Linked DNA regions of Homo sapiens: all the other regions are linked to region 3. A link is an interaction called in ENCODE POLR2A ChIA-PET data of the cell type or tissue named here. Cell type or tissue: CD4-positive, alpha-beta T cell. All regions are shown on one strand. Region 1 has its middle 14 kb from the start of LINC01729. Region 2 overlaps GPCPD1 (glycerophosphocholine phosphodiesterase 1). Region 3 has its middle 35 kb from the start of SHLD1.

What was found. ChIA-PET counts read pairs that join two places held together with the same protein. Peaks named below come from ENCODE experiments on the same cell type or tissue, not always from the same donor. Only the 100,000 strongest peaks of a DNase experiment are listed, where the experiment ranks them.
Region 1: POLR2A ChIA-PET joins it to region 3 with 11 read pairs; 5 of 35 experiments call an interaction of 5 or more read pairs at or near these places.
Region 2: POLR2A ChIA-PET joins it to region 3 with 14 read pairs; 17 of 35 experiments call an interaction of 5 or more read pairs at or near these places.

The regions. Positions count from the first base shown.
Region 1 is chr20:5,519,715-5,527,714 of GRCh38, forward strand. No RefSeq gene overlaps it. Among named protein-coding and RNA genes, the nearest start is that of LINC01729, 14 kb to the left of the region's middle. In CD4-positive, alpha-beta T cell, no CTCF peak of the experiment used is centred here; no DNase peak of the experiment used is centred here.
Region 2 is chr20:5,600,457-5,608,456 of GRCh38, forward strand. GPCPD1 (glycerophosphocholine phosphodiesterase 1) reads right to left here. Exons shown (of 20, transcript NM_019593.5): 2 at 3,908-3,984. The coding sequence starts at 3,956. Among named protein-coding and RNA genes, the nearest start is that of GPCPD1, 6.5 kb to the right of the region's middle. RefSeq lists a silencer at 6,228-6,277. In CD4-positive, alpha-beta T cell, no CTCF peak of the experiment used is centred here; a DNase peak (open chromatin) is centred at 4,405; H3K4me3 peaks cover 610 bases; H3K27ac peaks cover 638 bases.
Region 3 is chr20:5,711,532-5,719,531 of GRCh38, forward strand. No RefSeq gene overlaps it. Among named protein-coding and RNA genes, the nearest start is that of SHLD1, 35 kb to the right of the region's middle. RefSeq lists a silencer at 3,052-3,346. In CD4-positive, alpha-beta T cell, no CTCF peak of the experiment used is centred here; DNase peaks (open chromatin) are centred at 2,650 and 3,240; H3K27ac peaks cover 2,977 bases.

The DNA.
Region 1 (8,000 bases), 190 kb before region 3:
AATGGAAGACTAAAATAATCCTTTTATGACTTTTTGCTTAAAGAATTACTAACCCTTTGTTTTGTTTTTTGAAGCCAAGACAACTTTTCTGAGCTATTTACAGCTTTTAAAAATTGAGTAAAGAATACTCCTGTAAACAAAATTTGGAGTATATTTCTCTCTACTGGATTTCTCCAAAATGTGGAAACTATTTGTATTCTTAATTTATAGCAATATAGTTATCTGCATAAGTGCAATGTGAATCTGTTTTCTTTTTTAACAGGACACAATTGGAGACACTGGTTATTTTACCAAGGCTTTGACTGGAATGGTTTTCTTTGAGATACAAACAGACTCCTTTAAGGAATCAAAGTTGACTTATAGAGCCAATAAAAACCCCTTGAGAAAACTGGCCTCATACCTAGTCTATACAGTTCCTGTACAGGGTTCCTAACCTGTGATAAGTAAAGAATATCAGTTCCTAGCAGGCCCGGAAGGCCCAAGTTATATTAGGACCTCAGGAGGAGAGAAATTTACTCAACTCATACAGGTATGTGATGGCAAAAAACCATGGCTGGGCTCAAGGCTTTAAAGTCTTATCTGAGGTTCCTCATGGAATAATGTTTCATCAAAGCCAATATAAAAAGGAGCCTATATGGCAAACAGTTATTCTTGCTGTGCTTTATGCAAATAATCAGTATAAAAAGACTAAAGCTTATTTTGCAAACAAATCAGTCCTATCGTGGTCTGTTTTTAATAAAAATGAGGACTGGAGAGAGGAAAATTATGTTTTAAGAACTATGGGGCCGGGTGCGGTGGCTCACGTCTGTTATCCTAGCACTTTGGGAGGCTGAGGCAGGCAGATAACCTGAGGTTGGGAGTTGGAGACCAGCCTGACCAACACGGAGAAACCCCATCTCTACTAAAAATGCAAAAAATTAGCCAGGCATGGTGGCACGTGCCTGTAATCCCGGCTACTTGGGAGGCTGAGACAGGAGAATCACTTGAACCTGGGGGAGCAGAGTTTGCAGTGAGCTGAGATCACGCCATTGCACTCCAGCCTGGGCAACAAGAGTGAAACTCCATCTCAAAACAAAACAAAACAAAAAACTATGACTATGGTACACCTGTTATTAGATTCTAGTCTCATCAATTGTTTTTGAGGGTTTTTTTCTGCAATTTAGACTGATCCTGCTTACTTCTGTGAACCAACCAGTGATCTCTGGCTACAGCTCAGATGAAATAAGAGGCATGGGTAATGTAAAAATCTGGATCAATATTCTAATTCCGGGCACATATTGGAATCAGCTAGCAACCCCAGGCACCCAAGTCTTACCAGGTATGACAATAGCCATGAGCTACCTGGGCATGTTGGCAGCCTCAGGATTTTTTGAAGCTGTCCTCACCGACTTATTTCATTTGGACATCTCTACTTGTCTTAAAACCCAAGGAGCCATCTATATTTGTGGCCAATCAGTTCACCAATGCCTCCCCACTAACTGGAATGAAACTTGTACCATAGGCTATGTATCCCCAGACGCCTTCATAGTCCCTGGCAATCTCTCTCTTCCAGCACCAATCTACAGGCATCCTATCTTGCCCAAGGTGAAGAGGGCTATCCAATTAATTCTGCTTCTTGTGGAACATGGCATTATACCCTGTATGGAAATCAGAATTGCTGGAATCACAAAAGTCTCCTTGATCTATAGCCAACTCACAAAGGAAATAGCCGACAACATTGAGGCTAAAATTTTAACAACAGTGTAAGAACAAATGGACTCTTTAGCAGCTGTAGTCCTCCAAAATCTCCAAGGACTATGATATGTTAATGGAAGCACAGGGAGGAATTTGCTTAGCCTTAGATAACAAATGTTGCTTTTGGGTAAATGAATTGCCAAAAGTACAAGACAACATCAGACAACTCCTATACTGAGCCTCTAGTTGATGGGAACAAGCATCTCAGGGTTTGTTAGATTAGGAAGCAACATGGAAATGGTTCTCTGGGTTTTTCCCTTTTTAGGTCCACTTGTTAATCTCCTACTTTTGCTCCTTTTTGGTCCATGTCTTCTAAATCTAATCACCTGATTTGTCTCCTCTCACTTTGGGGCTGCCAAGCGCCAGATGATCCTTGGTGAGGGATACCATCTCCTCAATGATCAAGAGTCACCCTTCTACAGAAGATCAGTAGACTGCCCATCAGTGGGACACGGCAGAGGTGAATTCCCTGTCTCTGCTAGATCTGGCTGGATACTGTTTTCATCAGTCTATGGAGTCACCCTGCCCTGACAGCTAGCAAGAGGCCAAAACCCACAGAACAACCACCACCACCCCTCTGCCAGCAGGAAGCGGCTACAGAAGACTGACCTTCATCCATTTTTTCCAGAATTGGGTCTAGAATCTCGAGGGGGGAAATGTTACAGTAGGTAGTTAGACAGACATGAGCAGGGAAGGAGAGGCCCCCAACACCACCAGGACTGTCAGACAACCATCAGGTGATGGTTAGGTGGTTGTTAAACTGTCTCTCTAAAATACTAATTGGTCACAGCTGGCACAAGGGAACGGCCGTCTCCCAATAGATACAAAACACCTGAAGCTGGTGATTAGCTGCATTAGCAGTTTCCTGATAAGATCTCAGGAGTTGGGTGAATGAGCTCAAGCATGCCTACTAAGAGGCAAAATGGCAGAGTTTAACTGGTATATGACCTTCCTCTAGGAACATTCCACTGGTAAGTGAAAAACACTTCAAGTGAGCATGCATACAACTTCAGTAAACACACTGTGCATGCAGACCCTCCCAAGTGCTGGTAGGCCACTCTGCATGGGGATATCCCACCCCAAGGGAAGAATAAGGGAAAGAGAGACACAACCCTCCAGAATCATGCCAATGTACAAAACCCCAAGTCAAAGGGCAATCTCTCAAGTTTCCTGCTTGGCCCTTTTCCAAGTGTACTTTACTTCCTTTCATCCCGCTCTAAAACTTTTTAATAGACTTTCACTCCTGCTCTAAAACTTGCCTTGGTTGCTCACTCTGCCTTCTGCCACTCAGATGAATTCCTTCCATCAAGGAGGCAGGAATTTAGTTGCTGCAGATCCATATGGATTCACCGCTGGTAACAGCATCATGAAAGATAGTCATTTTGATGGAGGAGGAAGGAGAGATGTATTCCTATCAATAGCCCTACAGTTACCAGTCACTGAGTAAAAAGTGAAGAGTTAATATTAATGCAAGAATCCAAAGTATTTGCAAGGAAGTAGAATAGGAGGAACCTGTTTTCACTGGGATGGGGGTGGCGGGCAAATGTCCAAATTAGTATGGCCACTTTGGAAAACAGTTTGGCCTTATCCAATAAAGTTGAACATGCAACTCTTGCCCTGCAATTCCACTACTACATAGCACTTTGCGCATGTGTCCTGGAAGACAGGTAAATATTGATCAAGGCAGCAAAACTGAAAGCAATCCAAATGTACATTAACAGAAGAATGGAGAAATGATATGCGCTACAGCCACTACAGTGGAATACTGCACAGGCTCCATGCTCCAACATGCAGAAAAGTCACAAACAAGGTGTGGAGATCCAGAAGAACAGTAGGGCATAAAAAGCTTGCAAAACTATTCCATGTAATCTGTGCAAATACAAAGAATTGAAGCAGACTACAAAGAAAGGCAATTGATTGAAAAACATAAAATTCTGGATAGTGGTTGCCAAGGTGGGTACAGAGAGGTCTGCAAAAATAATCACAGAAGTTTGTTTCTGGAGCTGAGCAATGGCTACACTGGGATGAGTTCTGGAGTTAGTTCTCTTTCTGCATAACATATATGTGTTTATATGTACTTTCATGTTGGCTACTGTATTTCTTTTTTTTTTTAGAGACAAGGTTTTTCTCTCCATCGCCCAGGCTGGAGTGCAGTGGTGCTATCACAATTCACTGCAGCGTTGACCTTCCGGACCCAAGTGATCCTCTCACCTCAACATTCCAAGTAGCTGGTACCACAGGTATGTGCCACCATACGCGACTCATTTCAATTTTTTTTTTTTTTTTTTTTGAGACAGAGTCTCACTCTGTTGCCCAGGCTGGAGTGCAATGGCATGATCTCAGCTCACTGCAACCTCCACCTCCCAGGTTCAAGTAATTCTCCTGCCTCAGCCTCCTGAGTAGCTGGGATTACAGGTGCGTGCCACCACGACCAGCTAATTTTTGTATTTTTTAGTAGAGACAGGTTTTCACCATGTTGATCATGCTGGTCTTGAACTCCTGACCTTGTGATCCGCCTGCCTTGGTCTTCCAAAATGCTGGGATTACAGGCGTGAGCCATCGCACCTGGCCTAATTTTTGTATTGTTAATAGAGATGGGGTTTCACCATGTTGGCCAGGCTTGACTCGAACTCTTGGCCTCAAGTGATCCATTTGCCTTGGCCTCCCAAAGCGCTGGGATTACAGGCATGAGCCACCATGCCCAGCCTCATTTTTTTTTAACCTTTATTTTGTAGAGACAGGGTCTCCCTATGTTGCCCAGGCTGGTCTCAAACTTTTGGGCTCAAGTGATCCTCCTGCTTCAGTCTCCTGAATAGCTAGGACTCCAGGCATGCACCACCATAACTGGCTACTTTTATTTTTTGGAGAGATGAGGGTCTTGCTCTATTGCCCAGGCTGTTCTCAAACTCCTGGTCTCAAGTAATCCTCCTGCCTCGGCCTCCCAAAGTACTGGGATTACAGGTGTAAGCCACTTCTCCCAGTCCTATATTTTATTTTTTTTTTAATGGAGAAAAAAACTCACAGACAGAGACCTTGGCTTCCCATGATAATTCATCAGAACCTGGACCACAGTGCTTCTTCATCTTTCTCTAGACAAGCTTTCTGCTAAAATCAACTTAGGAAAAACTTGCCACATTCAGACATAAAAGTTAGCAAGAAAGAATGACCTGGAGAGAAGTACAAAAATCATACAAAAAGAAGAATTGAAAAGAAAAGAAAAAGCAAAGCAAGGCTTATGGAGAACATTCACCAGAAAAGCACTGCCATAGCCTTGACAACATGGCAAAACCCCATCTCTACAGAAAATACAAAAATTAGCCAGGTGTAGTGGTGCATGCCTGTGGTCCCAGCTACTCGGGAGGCCTGAGCCCAGGAGGCAGAGGTTGCAGTCAGCCAAGATCATGCCACTGTGCTCCAGCCTGGGGCAACAGAGCAAGACCCTGTCAAAAAAAAAAAGAAAAAAGAAAAGAAAAGAAAGAGAGGAAGGGAGGGAGGAAAGAAGGAAGGAAGGAAGGAAGGAAGGAAGGAAGGAAGGAAGGAAGGAAGGAAAAGCATTGCCTTAGAGCAAAGACAACTGTGACCCGAATTGTTGCAACAAATTATGATGTAATAATCCTGAGATCTAGCCACTTACAGAACAGAAGGGAAGACAGCAGGCTGCCTTGAAATCGAGCTGGCAGATGTGGGTCATTGGGGGATGGGTATAATATGAGAGAAGCTCCTTGTGGCTCAGCTCAGAAAGGTTTGCATGTGTAATACCAATTATTCCGGAGGCTGAAGCAGGAGCCTCGCTTGAGCCCAGGAGTTTGAGGCTAGCCTGGGTAACACAATGACAGCACCCCTTAAAAAAAATGGCTGGGCGCAGTGGCTCACACCTGTAATCCCAGCACTTTGGGAGGCTGAGGCGGGCAGATCACCTGAGGTCAGGAGTTCGAGACCAGTCTGGCCAACATGGTGAAACCCCGTCTCTACTAAAAATACAAAAATTAGCTGGGCGTGGTGGTGCACTCCCAGCTACTCGGGCGGCTGAGGCAGGAGAATAGCTTGAACCTGGGAGATGGAGGTTGTGGTAAGCTGATATTGCACCACTGCACTCCAGCCTAGGCAACAGATCAAGACTCTGTCTCAAAAAAAAAAAAAAAAAAATGAGACAGAGAGGAGAAAATGGCATCCTGGCCGGGCGCGGTGGCTCATGCCTATAATCCCAGCACTTTTGGAGGCCGAGGCGGATCACCTGAGGTCGAGAGTTCGAGACCAGCCTGACCAACATGGAGAAAACCCATCTCTACTAAAAGTACACAATTAGCTGGGCGTGGTGGCGTATGCCTGTAATCCCAGCTACTCAGGAGGCTGAAGCAGGAGAATCGCTTGAACCTGGGAGGCGGTGGTTGCAGTGAGCTGAGATCGCTCCATCGCACTCCAGCCTGGGCAACAAGAGTGAAACTCTGTCTCAAAAAAGAAAAGAAAAGAAAAGAAAAGAAAAGAAAAGAAAATGGCATCCTAAGGGGCAGGTACTGGGGACAGGCAAGGGGAGGAATTTGCCGTTTCCTGAAATAAAACCTCTTAGAAGTTGACTGTTCAATTCATGCAAAATCTGAATAAGATATCAAAATGATAGAAAGGAACCTCTTTCCTGATCATCACCCAATGCCTGTCACACAGCACCCGGTACTGAGAGACGCTCCTCCCCCTTGTCCTGCTCCCTTCTAGGACACCCCACCAGCACAAAGTTTTCCATTGTCAAGGCCCATGTGTGTCTTCCTGGGGCTGATCCTAGTGTTAGAATCAAGGATACAGGAACGTTCTCAGCCCCCTTAGCCATGACTCCACCTGCTGTCCTCCCAGTGTCCTATATTCCTCAGGCTCAGAGCCCCAGGCCCCAGCACCTCACCTTTCTTTGTTGAAGTCCCCAAGGCCTGACCATTCACCTGGGGACTCTGCTCTCTCTGTTCCTGCTCATCACATCTGGGCTGTCAACCTGTGGCCGTGTTACCCAATCTGAGCCTCAGGTTTGTCTCTTGTGCAAACTTAGGACAGGGAATAGAATAGGCTCATGATGGACAGGCGGAGGTGAGATGGGGTGAGAGAAACGCAAGAGCCAAAAGGAGGAAAAAACTCAACGAAGGGGTTCCTCTGAGACTGAGAGGTAGGCAAAGGCAGGTTGAGAGTCAGTTCCCGGACTCAAGTACCTGAGGGAAGGGCAGTGAAGTCATGAAGATCCCTTTGTGACACCAACATACCAGGAGGTAAAGCCAGAGACTGGCCAGGCAGGCTCAGAAAGGAATAAAAGGCCAGTTGCTTGGCAACCAAACTAGAACAGCAACAGAAAGATCGGAGGAAAATCTCCAAAGCACTTAGAAACTAGCCAATGTATGCTAAATAATCCATGGATCAAAGAGGAAGTCTCAAAGGAAATTTTTAAAATAGAATAAAACGAATGAAACTGAAAACACAACATACCAAAATTTGTGAGAACAGTTAAAGCAAGGCTAAGAGGAAAATTTGTAGCACTAAATGCATACCTCAGAAAAGAGGAAAAGTCTCAAATGAAAAACTTAAACTCTCCTTCAAGAACTTAGAAAAACGACCAAATACAGTGGCTCATGCCTGTAATCCCAGAACTTTGGAAGGCTGAGGCAGGAGAATCACTTGAGCCCAGGAGTTTAAGACCAGCCTGGGCAACACAGTGAGATCTCATCAATATTTATGTTATTTAAAAAAAAGAAGAACTTAAAAAAAGAGAGCAAAATAAGCCTAAAACCAGCACAAGAAAGGAAATAATAAAGAGCAGAAATCAATGAAATGAAAAACAGAATAACATTAGAAAAAGTTGGTGGAGTCAAGAGTGTGTTCTTTGAAAAGATCTGTAAAACTGACCAAGCTCTGACAAGACTGACGAAGAAAAAAATTACTAATATCGCTTATAGATTTTAGAAATTATAGTACACAGTTACCAATATCAGGAGTGAAACAGAGGAAATCACTACAGACGCTGCGGACATCAAAAGGATAACGAAATGCTACAAACAACTCTGCATACATAAATTTGATAACTTAGATTAAATGGACCAATTCCTTGTAAAGTACAAACTACCGCAACTCACCTAATTGAAATAGGTAATTTGGATAGCTGCATAACTATTAGAAAATTGAATTTTTAGTTAACTTCCTGAAAAAGAAATCTCCAACCCAGATTGTTTCACTGGAGAATTCTATTAAAGATTTAAAGGGGAGTTAAGACCAACTCTACAGAAAATAGAAGGAAA
Region 2 (8,000 bases), 110 kb before region 3:
AGTGGGTGGATCACTTGAGGTCAGGAGTTCAAGACCAGCCTGGACAACATGGTGAAACCTCATCTCTACTGAAAATAAAAAATTAGCTGGGTGCAAGCCGGGTGCGGTGGCTCATGCCTATAATCCCAGCACTTTGGGAGGCCAAGGCAGGCAGATCACTAGGTCAGGAGTTCAAGACCAGCCTGGCCAACATAGTGAAACCCCATCTCTACTAAAAATACAAAAATTAGCTGGGTGTGGTAGCAGGCACCTGTAATCCCAGTTACTCAGGAGGCTGAGGCAGGAGAATCAATTGAACCCAGGAGGCTGAGGCTGCAGTGAGCCAAGATCACACCAGTGCACTCCAGCCTGGGCGACAGAGCGAGACTCTTAAAAAAAAAAAAATTAGCCGGGTATGGTGGCAAGCACCTGTAATCGCAACTACTCAGGAGGATGAAGCAGGAGAATCGCTTGAACCTGGCAGGTGGAGGGTGCAGTGAGCCAAGATCATGCCACTGCACTTCAGCTTGGGTGACAGGGCAAGACTCTGTCTCGAAAAAAATTTTTTTTAAATAAAATAGATAAAAACACAAAGTTAGCTGGGCATGGCAGCACACACCTGTAATTCCAGCTACTCGGGAGGCTGAGGAATGAGAATCACTTAAACCTGGGGGGAGGTAGAGGTTGCAGTGAGCCAAGATTGCATCACTGCGCTCCAGCCTGGGCAATATAGTGAGACCCTGTCTGTACAAAAAAAAATTTTAAGTAAGAATAATTTTAAAATTAGCCAGGCACTGTGTTGTGCACCTATAGTCCCAGTTCCTCATGAGGTTGAGTCAGGAGGATCACCAGAGTCCAGGAGTTTGAGGAGCTATGACTGCACCACTGCACTTCAACCTGGGCAATAGAGGGAGACCCTGTTAATCTTTTTTTTTTTTTTTTTTTTTTTTTGAGATGGAGTCTTGCTCCATCGCCCAGGCTGGAGTACAGTGGCGCAATCTCAGCTCACTGCAACTTCTACCTCCAGGGTTCAAGCAATTCTCCTGTCTCAGCCTCCCGAGTAGCTGGGACTACAGGCACGCACCATCATGCCCGGCTAATTTTTGTATTTTTAGTAGAGACGGAGTTTCACCTTGTTGGTCCAGTTGGTCTCAAACTCCTGACCTCAGATGATCCACCCACCTCGGCCTCCTAAAGTGCTGGGATTACAGGCATGAGCCACCATGCCCAGCCAACCCTGTCTCTTAACAACAAAAAAAACTTCTTCATGGACTCGTTATTTCTCATCCCCCACATAAAACAGCAGGCTACTTTTTGCTATGAAAAGAACAAACTCCAATTGGAAAAAGTAAAATGGGGACTCAGTGGTTCACTTGCCTCTTATAGGTGCTCCTGCATTTTACCAATTCCCCCTGCAATGTTACTTTCTCTTTCTGCTGATTCCAGGGGAATATGGCTGCTGAAAATGAGGAAATTTTTCACTAAAACAAACAGACCTTTCTTTAATTGGCTCTCAGTTATAAAAGATTATGAAGACTTGAATGCTTACTAAAGAAATCTGCAAACAGCACCTCCACATACTCTATTTGTATCCTCTCCTGGTTGTACTTGTTTCCCCCAAGGTCAGTCCTCTCTGCACTACCATTCTCGCCACATTTAGCAGAGGGTCCTTCCTCCTGTGCAGTGAGGAAATCAAGGTGATGGGGGAATTGAGGTGGGGTCTCCCCCAGTATCCCCTTGCTGTCCCTCAGCCTCCTCCTTGGCACGTACAGAGTCATCTATATCCACATCCACCATTATCTCCTTCCCTCTAATCCCTGACCCCAATCAAGCTGACACTTCTGTGGCCAGTTCTGCGGTCAGTCCATTTGCCCGACATGGCCAGCTCCTTCTAGCTTCAACTGCCTGCCTACAACTCCCCAGAAAGAGAAAATTCCGTCTTCTCTCCACGGAAGTGGCCACACACTAAACCAGAGGTGAGCACTTGGCTCAAGGGAGCCAACCCATCAGCTGACTAGCAATCTTCAATCTGCTCAATTCTGCCCAGGGGTAGAACTATACCAGATCATCTTGGCTAAGAATTTGAACTTAGACTCACACATACTCTGCCAATTGCTGTGATGAATGCTAGAATAAAGAAGCTAGATGTAGTGTGAGTCATTCACTCATTCTTTGAATACAGATATACTATGCCCCTGCTCTGATCCAGGCTCTCTGCTAGGCGCAGGAATTCAGCATAAACAAGACAAGGTCATATTTTGACCAGGCACGGTCTGTAATCTCACACCTGTAATCTCAGCACTTTGCGGGGCCAAGGTAGGCAGATGACCTTAGGTCAGGAGTTTGAGACTGGCCTGGCCAACATGGCAAAACCCCATCTCTACAAAAAATACAAAAATTAGCCAGGTGTGGTGTCAGGCATCTGTAATCCCAGCTACTCAGGAGCCCAAAACAGAAGAATCGCTTGAATTCGAGGAGCAGAGGTTGCAGTGAGCCGAGATCGCGTCATTGCACTCCAGCCTAGGCAACAGAGTGAGACTCCATCTCAATTAAAAAAAAAAAAAAAAAAAAGAGGGGGCTGGGCACGGTGGCTCCTACCTGTAATCCAGCACTTTGGGAGGCCGAGAGGCAGGTGGATCACGAGGTCAGAAGTTTGAGACCAGACTGGACAAGATAGTGAAACCCTGTCTCTACTAAAAATACAAAAATTAGCCAGGCACGGTGATGGACACCTGTAATCCCAGCTACTTGGGAGGCTGAGGCAGGAGAATTGCTTAAACCCGGGAGGCGGAGGTTGCAGTGAGCTGGGATCGCATCACTGCACTCTAGCCTGGGCGACAGAGCAACACTCCATCTCAAAAAAAAAGTAATGTTTTCAACAGAGTTTACAATCTGTCACTCAAATAATTCTATAAAATCTCCAAGAGGTGCTATAAAATAGGGCCAGAACCTAGTGGAATCTGGAGGCTGGCAGTGGGGACAGGGGAGAGAAGAGAAGGAACAGGGGGAGTATGAGAGTGGGCAAAGATCTAGGCAGAGGAAACAGCATTTGAGAACGTCCTAAAAGAGGAAGAAAGGAGGAAGGAATGGAGCACATTTAAGGAACTGAAAGGCCAGTATAGCCAGAGTACATAAAACCGAGAGGTACCTCAGTTTTATGAGAGCCCAGGTGTGATACGGCTTTGACATGCTATCTCACACTAAAATTATCTCACAGCACTTTAAGGGACAGCAAAAAATACAATGAGGCTAAAAACATATTCACACATAGGAACAAGGTTATCCCAGCCAATTGTTTCACCAACTTATTCTTTTTTTTTTTTTTTTTTGAGACGGATTCTGGCTCTGTCACCCAGGGTGGAGTGCAATGGCACGATCTCAGGTCACTGCAACCTCTGCCTCCTGGGTTCAAGCAATTCTCCTGCCTCAGCCTCCCAAGTAGCTGGGATTACAGGCACATGCCACCATATCCGGCTAATTTTTGTATTTTTAGTAGAGATGGGGTTTCACCATGTTGGCCAGGCTGGTCTTGAACTCCTGACCTCAAGTGATCTACCCGCCTCAGCCTCCCAAAGTGCTGGGATTACAGGCATAAGCCACTGCGCCCGGCCTACCAACTTCTTGCACTAGCAAAGTTTCCTTCATTTTCATACTGCCTAGAAACCACAGCCCAACCATCTCTGCCCTGTGCAAAATTAGGTATAAATTCATAGCTTTCTTGGGAAAACATGAGAACAAGACAGAGTTTGAGGAGGTTTTTGGTGTGTTTACTATGCTCCAAGCACATTTCTGCTGTCAGGCAAGACCTATAGATATTTTCATCTAAAAAATCAGGCCCACTCTAATAGCAACTCCATATTTAAGGTAATCCAGATAAGAAACATGCTAATTTAATTTTAATTGTTTTAAAGTAAAACTTTTACAATACCTGGTAAAAGAGTTCCTCTTATTTCAAAGGCAACCTGAGAAGGTGTCATTCTGATGGATTTATTTTATGATGTCGTGCTAGGAAAAAAAAGAAAAGTAACTTATAGTATAAAAATATATGCCTTAGCTAGCCACCATCAAGAAACAACTTCAACCAAGAGCTATTTATATTTTTAAAAGCAATATTTAATGTCTTTGCAGTTTTATGGTGGGATTGTTTTTGTTTTTGTTTTAAAGTAACTTTAGTGCGGGGGGGGGGGGGCGGGAAAGAAACAAGTGAAAAAGCAAAAAAATAAACCAGGCACAGTGCCTCATGCCTGTAATACAAACACTTAAGGAGGCTGAGGCAGGAGGATGACTTGAGCCCAGGAGTTTGAGACCAATTTGGGCAATATAGTGAGGCCTCATGTCTACACACACACACACACACACACACACACACACGCCAGGCATGGGGAGCATGCCTGTAGTTCCAGCTACAGATTGAGACTGAGCTGGGAGGATCACTTTAGCACAGGATGTTGAGGCTGTAGTGAGCTGTGACTGTGCCACTGTACTCTAGCCTGAGCCACAGAGCAAGACCCTGTCTCGAAAAAAACAAAACACAAAGTCTCAATAAAGTTTTTTTAAAAAAAGCAAAAAATGAAAATGAATCTCAATTATGAGCAAAAAAAAAGATTAATTTCAGAGTCCTTATATAAACAGTGACTCAATTACTTGGGAAGTATCTAGCAAGTTTGAAGCCTAGTGCTACAAAGCTATTCTTTCAGAATATATGTTCAAAAAGAAAACAAAACAAGACAGAATACATGCCCGAAATACACACTGTAAAACAAAGTATCCAAACTTGTTATTTTTTAAGTCGTCAAGATTCTTTTGCTACATACTTTCTCTTCTGATAAGCAGCTGTTCTGAATTCAAGGTATCTTTCCTGACCAGGGTAATACTGTGGTAGAGAAGAAAAACAACTATAGAGAGAAAAAAGCTTCACTTAATGAATTTCTACTTTAACACAAAGGAAACAACCAAAGTATCACCCACTAAAACAAACTACTTGTTATGTTGTGGAACAAGTTTGAGAATCTGCTTCTAAGACACAATGTAACTTATCATTAAAAGAAAAAGAAAAGAAGGAGTCCAGGCAAGTGGCTCACACCTGTAATCCCAGCACTTTGGGAGGCCGAGGAGGGCAGATCACTTGAGGTCAGGAGTTCAAGACCAGCCTGACCAACATGGAGAAACCCCGTCTCTACTAAAAATACAAAATTAGCCGGGCGTGGTGGCACATGTCTGTAATCTCAGCTACTCAGGAGGCTGAGGCAGGAGAATTGCTTGAACCTGGGAGGTGGAGGTTGAGGTGAGCCCCCCCACCTGCCTCCCCCTCCAAAAAAAAAGAAAAAACTTTCTACACAAATAACTTTTCAGATTTTCTCTTTATTAACCCTAGGACCATCATTACTCAGGTTCTACAGGCTCAAATTTACAGTCTCAACTCTACCTACAACCTATTATCAAATCCTGATGATTCTATCTAATTGACCTTATATCCATTTTGTCAATTAGGATTCTTCCTCACATCCCTGGCTTGGAATCACTTTGATTATTTATAGAAATCTGAACTCCATAGTAAAAGGAATTTAAGGAGATTAAAAAAAGAATAAGAAAGAAGTCTAAACTCCAAGCCTTTGAAGTTCTTTTCCACTTATCCACATTTTGTCTAGCTAATTTTTTCATTTCTTCCCTGTCAGTCAAAGGAATCTGTTTCCCATCCACTAACTTAAGTACCTAAAGGAATATAAAAAATAGCTTAATACACACATGTACATATAATATACTTCGAGATACTTACATAATTTAAATGGAGAAAGAACATACTCCATCCAAAGACACACCATATTCTACATCATAACTTCTCCAACACCCCTCAAAAAAACCTTTGCCCCCCCCACCAATGTTACAAGAATTCCAATCACATCTTTATTCTGCATCATGTACATTACTCTACCAGCTTAAATTTCATTTGCATTTATATATTACCTTATGAAACAATTCTAAAGTACCTTTCATAGCTACCTTACATAGTCATTTTTCTAGTTCTGCTTTGCTCCCTTCCCCTCCCCCTGAATCATTTAATGAACACTGCTACACACAATTAACCACACTTCCCAGTCAAGGTAGATAGATCTATACCAGCAGTTCTCACCAAAGGCAATTCTTCCCTCCAGGGGATTATTTGGTAATGCCAGGAGGCATTTTTGGTTGTCACAACTGGGAGTGGCACTCCTAGCATCTAGGGGTAAAGGCCCTGCTGAACACCATACAATACGCAGAACAGCCCTCCACAAATGATTAATTGTCCAGCTCCAAACATCAACAGGGCTCAGGTTGAGATGAGGGTCAAGAGTCCAGGCTCTATGTTAGCTATAAACTATGTATCATCACATTTACATCAATTATAAAATGTAACACTGAATACATACACATATATATATTTATAAATGTACACTGTCAAATATTCATCTCACAGAGTGCAAGACCACCAATGTGCAGTCATGTCACATTTGGATATGAAATTCCCTATTTGGCAACTCTACCATTTTGGTTAGAATACCCAATACTACACTAGTGCAAACCTTCCCTTTGGCCAGGCACAGTGGCTCATGCCTGTAATCCCAGCACTTTAGGAAGCCGAGGCGGGTGGATCACCTGAGGTCAGGAGTTCAAGACCAGTCTGGCCAACATGGTGAAACTTTGTCTCTACTAAAAATACAAAAATTGGCTGGGCATGGTGGTGGGCACCGGTAATCCCAGCTACCCAGGAGGTTGAGGCGGGAGAATCACTTGAACCTGGGAGGCAGAAGTTGCAGTGAGCAAAGATAGTGCCACTGCACTCCAACCTGGGCAACACAGCGAGACTCTATCTCAAAAGAAAAGAAAGAAAGAAAAAAGGCCGGGCATGGTGGCTCATGCCTGTAATCCCAGCACTTTGGGAGGCTCAGGAGGGCAGATCATGAGGTCAGGAATTCAAGACCAGCCTGGCCAACATCTCTACTAAAACTACAAAAATTAGCTGGGCATGATGGCACGTGCCTGTAGTCCCAGCTACTCGGGAAGCTGAGGCAGGAGAATCACTTGAACCCAGGAGGTGGAGGTTGTGGTAAGCCGAGATCATGCCACTGCACTCCAGCCTGGGCAACAGAGGGAGACTCCATCTCAAAAAAGAAAAAGAAAAAAAAAAGGCTTCCCTTCATCAAAATAATTTCTAAAATAAATAATTTCTTATTCTACTTTCTGCATCTAAGAGTAAACATGGCGGCCAGGTGTGGTGGCTCACGCCTATAATCCGAGCACTTTGGGAGGCATGAGAATCACTTGAACCCAGAAGGTGGAGGTTGCAGTGAGCTGAGATTGTGCCACCACACTCCTGCCTGTGTGACAGAATGAGACTCTGTCTCAAATAAAAAAAAAAAAAAAAAGCCTGACATTTAAATTACTGAATTAATTTTAAGAGAGCAAATACTCTATCACCCATCAAAAGAGCTGAATGACCACTTCAGTCTTAACCTTAACCAAATAAGGTGCCCTTTCATTTGGTGTTTACTGCTGCGGTTCTCAACTAAAGACAACCTCATATACATGATTAAATAGTTTGTATTTTGCTATTTGTTGACTAACTTTAAATAACTATTTTAATCAACTTAAGGGAAATCAGATATTATTCCTATGTACTAAAATCAACAGCTAGTACAAAATTATCTCTAGATTTCTACTGCATGAAAGCAAATGGAAAACTTAAGTAAATATAATAAAAGGGAAATGAACTGATTATAGAAATTGAGTCTTTTATTCTCAAAGATGTTTGGAAGAGTGACTACAGTAACTTAGCGGTAAACAGCTGCAGTAAATGTACTATACAAAGCTATATACACAAGCACAAAAACACCTCCCAGAAAACCTCTCCAAAAGTCAACAAAGCATCATCTTCCACTTGATTTACCAAAGTCAAGCAATCTGGTTTGATTTCCACCCTGAGCGCCCCCCTCCCCAAATTTGATACCATACCAAATAAAAGCCTCAGGAGCTGTTCCAAATGC
Region 3 (8,000 bases):
GTTCAAGACCAGGCTGGGCAACATACCTACTAAGACCTCATCTCTAAAAAATTGCATGGCATGAACCCAGGAGGCGGAGCTTGCAGTGAGCCGAGATCGTGCCATGGCACTCCAGCCTGGGCGACAGAGCAAGACTCCATCTCAAAAAAAAAATAAAAAATTACATGGCCGCGCACAGTGGCTCACACCTGTAATCCCAGCACTTTGGGAGTCCGAGGTGGGTGGATCACGAGGTCAGGAGATCGAGACCATCCTGGCCAACATGGTGAAACCCTGTCTCTACTAAAAATACAAAAATTAGCTGGGCATGGTGGCACGCACCTGTAATCCCAGCTACTTGGTAGGCTGAGGCAGGAGAATCACTTGAACCTGAGAGGCAGAGGTTGCAGTAAGCTAAGATCACGCCACTACACTCCAGCCTGGGCGACAGAGTGAGACTCCATCTCAAAAAATACATACATACATATATACATACATACATGCATGCATAAAATAACTTTGTTGTTGTAAATCTGAAATCCTCTAACCTCTAATCTTCATCATGACATTGAAACAATTGTCTCCCTTTATATTTTAATTCTGTTAAGATTCCATGTGACATTATTATTTTGTTTTTGTTTGTTTGAGATGGAGTTTCACTCTCTTGCCCAGGCTGGAGTGCAACAGTGCGTTCTGGGCTCATTGCAACCTCTGCCTCCCGGGTTCCAGCAATTCTTGTGCCTCAGACTCCCAGATAGCTGGAATTATAGGTACGTGCCACCATGCCCAGCTAATTTTTGTATTTTTAGTAAAGACGGAGTTTCACCATGTTGGCCAATCTGGTCTTGAACTCCTGACCTCAAGTGATCCTTCTGCCTTGGCATCCGAAAGTTCTGGGATTACAGGCATGAGCCACTGCACCCCGCCTATTTTTGTTTTGTATACTGAATGCTTATTTAAAATTACTCACATATATAGCAATTATTTGCTCTTTATTCCTTCTTGCACCTCTGATTTTCATTTTGGATCATTTTCATTCTCCCGAAATAATGCCTGTTAGATTTTCCTTTAATGCATGTTTGCTGGTGGTTGAAGTCTTCTTGTTCAGTTTGTCTAAAATGTTTTTATGTTGCCTTTTACCCCCAACTTGTACTTGTAATTGCCTTTGTTCTGGAAGGATACTTTTGTCGTCAGTAGGATTCTACATTGGCAGTTATTTTCTTTCAGCCAACTGAAGATATAATTCCATTCTCTTCTAGCTCCTGTAAATAAGTCTTTTGAAAGGAATCTCTTTTTCCTGTGAATACTTTAAAATTGTTCTCTTTGGTTTCTGAAGTGTCTTCATAACATATCTAGGCGTTAATTTAAAAAAATTTATACTCTTTGGGATTTGTTAGGCTTCATGAATCTGTGGGTTGATGTCCTTCATTAGTTCCAAGAATTCTTAGGTATATATTTTTTCAAATGTTGCTTCTGCCTCATTCTTTGTCTTTTCTTCTTCTAAGACTCGGGTTAAATATATACTAGACCTTCTTCCATTATCCTCTAGATCTCCTCTCAAGTCTTGTGTGCTTTATGTCTTTTTGTCTTTCCGCGCTATATCCTGGATAGTTTCTTCTGACCTATCTTCTACTTTATGAATTATCCTTTCAGTTGTATCAAATATGTTTATTCCATCTGCTATGGACTGAATTGTGCACCCCTATATTCATATGTTGAAGCCCTAACCCACAATATGACTGTGTTTGGAGACAGGTCCTATATAAGGAGGTAATTAAGATTAACTTCAGTTATAAGGGTGGGTACCTGTTCTGATAGGATTCATGCACTTAAAGCAGAGACACCAGAAAGCTCACTTTCTCTCTCTCTGCCATGCAGAGAGAAGGTGGCTATTTGCAGCCTCATTAGAAACCCTAGCAGAACCTTGATCTTGGACTTTCCAGCCTCTAGAATGGAGTCTCCCTCAGAATTATTGTCTGATAAAATAATTTATGTTTTTAAACCACACAATCAGCTGGGTGCAGTGGCTCATGCCTGTAATCCCAGCACTTTGGGAGGCCAAGGTGAATGGATCACTTGAGTCCAGTAATTTGACACCAGCCTGGACAATATAGCAAAACCTCATCTCTACAAGAAATGACAACAACAACAACAAAATTAGCCGGGAGTGGTGGCACACACCTGTAATACCAGCCACTTGGGAGGCTGAGGCACAAGAATCATTTGAACCTAGGAGGCAGAGGTTGCAGTGAGACACGATCAGGCCACTGCACTCCAGTCTGGGTGACAGAGTGAGACTCAAAAGAAAAAGTAAAATGTTTTTTAAAAATGAAAGAATAGGCATTTAAACTTTTACCCGGGAAATTTCTTTTTCTTTCTTTTTTTCTTTTTCTTTTTCTTTTTTTTTTTTTTTTTTTTTTTTTTTTTTTTTTTTTGAGGCAGGGTCTTGCTCTGCCCCGAGGTTGGAGTGCAGTGATGTGATTATGGCTCCCTGCAGCCTCAACTTCCCAGCCTCAAGTCATCTTCCCACCTCAGCTCCTGAGTAGCTGGAACTACAGGCACATACCACATGCCCAGCTAACTTTTTTATTTTTTGTATAGATGGGTCTTACTATATTGCCCAGGCTGGTCTCGAGTTCTTTGGCCGCAAGAGATCCTCCCACCTCAGCCTCCCAAGGTACTGAGATTACAGGTGTGAGCCACTGTGCCTGGCCAGAACTCTCACTATACAGTCCTATCCATTTACAGCCCTTTGCCTACATGTCCTTAGATCTGTGTTTCCCAGATTTTCCCATAAATTCCCTGCAACCTTCCTTTTGACCTTGAGTGCTCTACACAGTCATCCCATTTCTAGTTCATCTATAGGAATAGTGGAGTTGACAGCAAATAATGTTTTTCAACTGCTTGAATATTAGAGTCCTTCTCCCTTGTACAGCAATATATGTCTATGATGAAGCTTAGTAAAATAGCTGTAGAACGAATTCGGAGATAAAATTACAGGAACTCTATAACAGCACATGTGGCTTTTCTCTGTCTCTGAATCTACCTCTTCTGGAAATGAACAGGAGTAACTTAGGTGAGCTCACAAACATAGCTACTACCATGCAGTATGTACCCTTACACCACCCCTGCCCCCACTCCCACTGTAGTTTCCTGGGCTTTAGTCTGTTCTAAGTTCTTTGATGCTTGTGAAGCTACTTCTGCTGACTTTGTTGACACTGACATTGTTACCATGGTTACCAGGGAAGTCAGACAATATACTGAAGGGGAGTTGCTTCCTGCCCTAACCAGGACAAAGACACTATAACCTTTGAGGTTGCTGGTGTATCCGTGTCCTCAGTGAAGAATTCATGTATGAGCTGAGGTTGCCAAAGAAGCAGGGAAGCTTTCTTCCCCCTCCTTTGCCTCACACTCTGTTACACTGAGTTAGAAGACATTTACCTGTGAAAACCACAATGACACACTGTTCTACCTAAGAGGCTGGCAAGATCAAAATGACTGATAAACTGTATCAGAAAGGGCGTGGAAAAACAGATATTGTTGGTGGAATGTAAATGGACATAATCTCTTTAGGAGAACAATTTGGGCATCCATACCGTTTGATGGAGCAACTTTATCCCTAATTTATAGCGCAACGTGTGCAAAACAAGCACATGGATAGAATAGTCAATGTGGCAGCATCTGTAAGTCGAAGATTAGAAACAATGGGACAGCACACTCAGTGTGGCCTTTCCATGTGCCATTGGCTCCACTCCCAGTTCACCTGCAGCCAGGGAGGAAGGTTCTGTATGTGCTGACAAGGCTCCCCACCTCAAGCCACCTGCAGCACCCTCAAGGGAAATCTTCAACCAGTGATAATGAAAGATGACGCATGTCTTAGTCTACTCAGGCTGCCATAACAAAATACTAAACACTATGTGGCTTAAACAACACAATTTTATTTGCTCACAGTTCTTGATTCTAGAAGTCCAAGATCAAGATTCTGGCTGATCTGGTTTCTGATGAAGGCTTTCTTCCTGGCTTGCAGGAAAGGCCATGTGAGGAGGTCTTAGTGAGAAGGCCTTAGTGCATGCACATGGGAAGAGAGAGCAAGCTGTCCAGTGTCTTTTCTCATAAGGGCACTAATCCTATCAGATCAGGGCCCCACCCTTATGATCTCAGATAACCTTATGCTTGACCCTTGAACAACACAGGGGCTAGGGACATCAACCCCTCACACAGTTGAAAACTCACATATAACTTTTGATTCCTCAAAAACTTAACTACCTCAAGGAATTAGGACATGGAAAAATAAAACTAACTACTAATAGACCATTGTTTGTTGACCAGAAGCCTTATAGATGGCCTTACAGATAACATAAACAGTTGGTGTGTGTTATATGTATTATATACTGTATTCTTACAATAAAGTAAGCTAGATAAAGAAAACCATAAAGAAGAGAAAGTATATTTACTATTCATTAAGTGGAAGCAGATCATCATAAAGGTCTTCATTCTTGTCTGAGTGTTGAGTAGGCTGAGGAGGTGGAGGAGGAAGAGGAGGGATTGGTCTTGCTGTCTCAGGGGTTGCGGAGGTGAAGGAGGTAGAAGGGGAAGCAGGAGAGGCACACATGGTGTTAATTTTTATTGGAAACATTCCACATATAACGGGACCCAAGTAATTCAAACCAGTGTTGTTCAAGGGCCAACTGTAATTACAAAAGGTCTAATCTCTAAATATTAATACATCCTCACTGGGGTTTAGGTTCCTAATATATACATTTAGTTGGGGGATACATAGACATTCAGTTTATAACTGCATGTAAATACCACAGCTTTCCAGTCTTTTGGTGTGATGTTTCTGAGGCTTCTTCTACCCATTCTCTCAGAGGGGCCCCATTGAGCTAGGGCTGTCCTAAGTGGGGACTTATTTATTAATCTACCCTTTTGTGAGTCTCCTCCCTTCCCTCTCACTGGGCTTCCTGGGATCTCCTTCCAAATAAATGACCTGTACCCAAGTCCTTGTCTAAGGGTCTTTTTTTTTTGGGAGAATGGGACAAATGTTTCAAATCACCAGTCATTTGAATCTAAAGTTATTCCTACAAGAGCTGCTATGGTCTGAATGTTTGTGTTGCTCCCTGCTCTCCCAGTTTCCGTGTTGAAATTGAATCACCAATATGATGCTATTAGGAAGTAGAGCATTTGGGAGGTGAGTAGATCATGAGAGTAGAACCCTCATGAATAGGATTAGATCTTTTATTTTTATTTTTATTTTCAGACAGGGTCTCACACTGCCACCCAGCAGGCTGGAGCACACTGGCGTGATCTCAGCTCACTGCAACTTCCGCCTCCTGGGCTCAAGCAATCCTCCTGCTTCAGCCTCTTGAGTAGCTGGGTCTACAGGTACACACACCACACCCAGCTAATTTTTGTATTTTTTGTCGAGACAGGGTTTTGCCATGTTGCCCAGGCTGGTCTCAAGCTCCTGAGCTCAAGCAAATCTGCCTGCCTCAGTCTCCCAAAGTGCTGAGATTACAGGCGTGAGCCACCGCGCCTAGCCTGGATCTCTTATAAAAGAGATCTCAGAGAGTTAGCACATCTGTTCCACCATGTGAGGACACAGCTATAAGGTGCCATCTATGAATCAGGGCCTCACCAGACACTGAATCTGCCAGCACCTTGATCTTGGACTTCACAGCCTCTGGAGCTTTGAAAAATAAATATCTGTAGTTTATAAGCTACCCAGATTATTATATGTTGTTATAGCAGCCTAAGCAGACTAAGAAGGTATTCAGTCCTGCAGGTTGTCCCATATTCCTAGTACTGTGGTTGAAATTGTTATATATTGGTTCCTGTCAAACGCCAGCTCATACAGCAGCGTGGGAGAGACTGGAATTGAAGAGACTCTGGAAATTGGTCTGCCCTGAACAGGGAATGAGGCAGGAAACAGGAAGACAGACCCAGTGGCAAGTACCAAGAGCCCAGTCTAGAGGAAAGAAGACCATATCCACCGGGCACATCGGGGCAAAAGCAGGGCTCCCGTCTCCCACCAAACCTAGAAGGTCCTCATAGATGAGTGGAACATCCATCTACTCTTGAAGAAACGAGGCAGAATTTGAAACTTTGAAACACATTCTAACAAATTGTGATTGAAAAGTTAGATTTAGAGAATTACAACCATATCTGTTCTGACTTTTTTTTTTTTTTTTTTTTTTTTTGAGACGGAGTCTCGCTCTGTCACCCAGGCTGGAGTGCAGTGGCGCGATCTCGACTCACTGCAAGCTCCGCCTCCCAGGTTCACGCCATTCTCCTGGCTCAGCCTCCTGAGTAGCTGGGATTACAGGTGCCCGCCACCACGCCCAGCTAATTTTTTGTATTTTTAGTAGAGACGGGGTTTCACCATGTTAGCCAGGGTGGTCTTGATCTCCTGACCTCGTGATCCACCCACCTTGGCCCCGCAAAGTGCTGAGATTACAGGCGTGAACCACCGCACCTGGCCTAACATTTTAGTTTTCTTATTCTTTTTTTTTATTTTTATTTTTTGAGACAGAGTCTTGTTCTGTTGTCCAGGCTGGAGTTCAGTGGCAAGATCTCTGGTCACTACAAACTCTGCCTCCCGGGTTCTTGTGCCTCAGCCTCCTAAGTAGCTGGGACTACAGGCATGCACCACTATGTCTGGATAATTTTTTGTATTTTTAGTAGGAATGGGGTTTCACAATATTGCCCAGACTGGTCTCGAACCTCTGAGCTCAGGCAATCTGACCACCTCGGCCTCCCAAAATGCTAGGAGTGCGGGCGTGAGCCACCGTGCCCCGCCAGTGTATCATTTTGTGCCTATCTTTTTCCACTCACCATGCTAGTGAGGTTCATCTGTGTTGTGTGTATACTGACCATATATTAAGTAGCCTACTTACAGAGAATACAAAGTTGGTAATAAAGGCAAACATTGAAAATTGTGTTTTTCATCTTCTCACATATGAAAGAAAAAAGATATAAGTAATCCAAATAGGATATATCTCACTCTATCTCCCAGGCTGGAGTGCAGGGCAAGATCTCAGCTCACTGCAGCCTCAACCTCCTGGACTCAAGCTAACCTCCCACCTCAGCACCCCTCTCCCCAGAGAAGCTGCGACTATACGCACACACCACCATGCCCAGCTAATTTTTGTAGAGACAGGGTTTTGCCATGTTGCCCAGGCTGTTCTGGAACTCCTGGGCTCAAGTGATCCCCCACCTTGGCCTCCCAAAGTGCTGGGATTACAGGCATGAGCCATCACACCTGGCACTCCAGCCTGGGCAGCAAGAGCGAAAATCTGTCTCAAAAAAAAAAAAATTGACATAAAGATACTGAATTTAGATCTCCTTTTTGTTTTTCTTTGAATGCTCTGAACATCTTACCAAAAGGACAGAGAAAGCATCTGATGATGTCTGGAATCTATATGAGCACACATTTGAAAGTGACTGTAATAACATTACATCAAATATATACTGCAAAGAGAGGCTAAGAGAGCAGGAGCCAGGCACATAGCCACATTTGGCAAAGCTGCAGCAGATTTTGTGCCAGTGGGCAGGTGCCCAGAATTCAGAGCTGGGCAGAAGGTCAGGAAAGGATGGGTCATTCAAGTCCAACATGTCACAACTCAGCAGGCAATGGATCCTGGGGCTTACTGCCTAGGTAGCATGAAGCACTTGGGAAGAGTGCTTGTTTAATCCTGGGGCTCAGACTGGTGAGATATGGTAGTGGGTGGCATGGGAGGGAAGGGACATGGACTATATGGTCCACCTCAGAATGGACTAACACCATAGACTACCCATCGTCCAAAAGACTGTGGTGCACTCAGCTTGCTCCAAGTTGCTCTTGGTATCTAAGATGAGCAAATACAATGGATGAGACAAGGCAGCAGGTATTTACAGATTACAGGTCTTCACAGATTGCAGGTCTTTCTTGAAGTAAAGCAGATGGCAGTCTTGTGAGTTGCAGTGTTTTTCCCAGCAGGAAACTGATGTCACATGCAAATAGGGTAATTAGGAGAATTTCATAG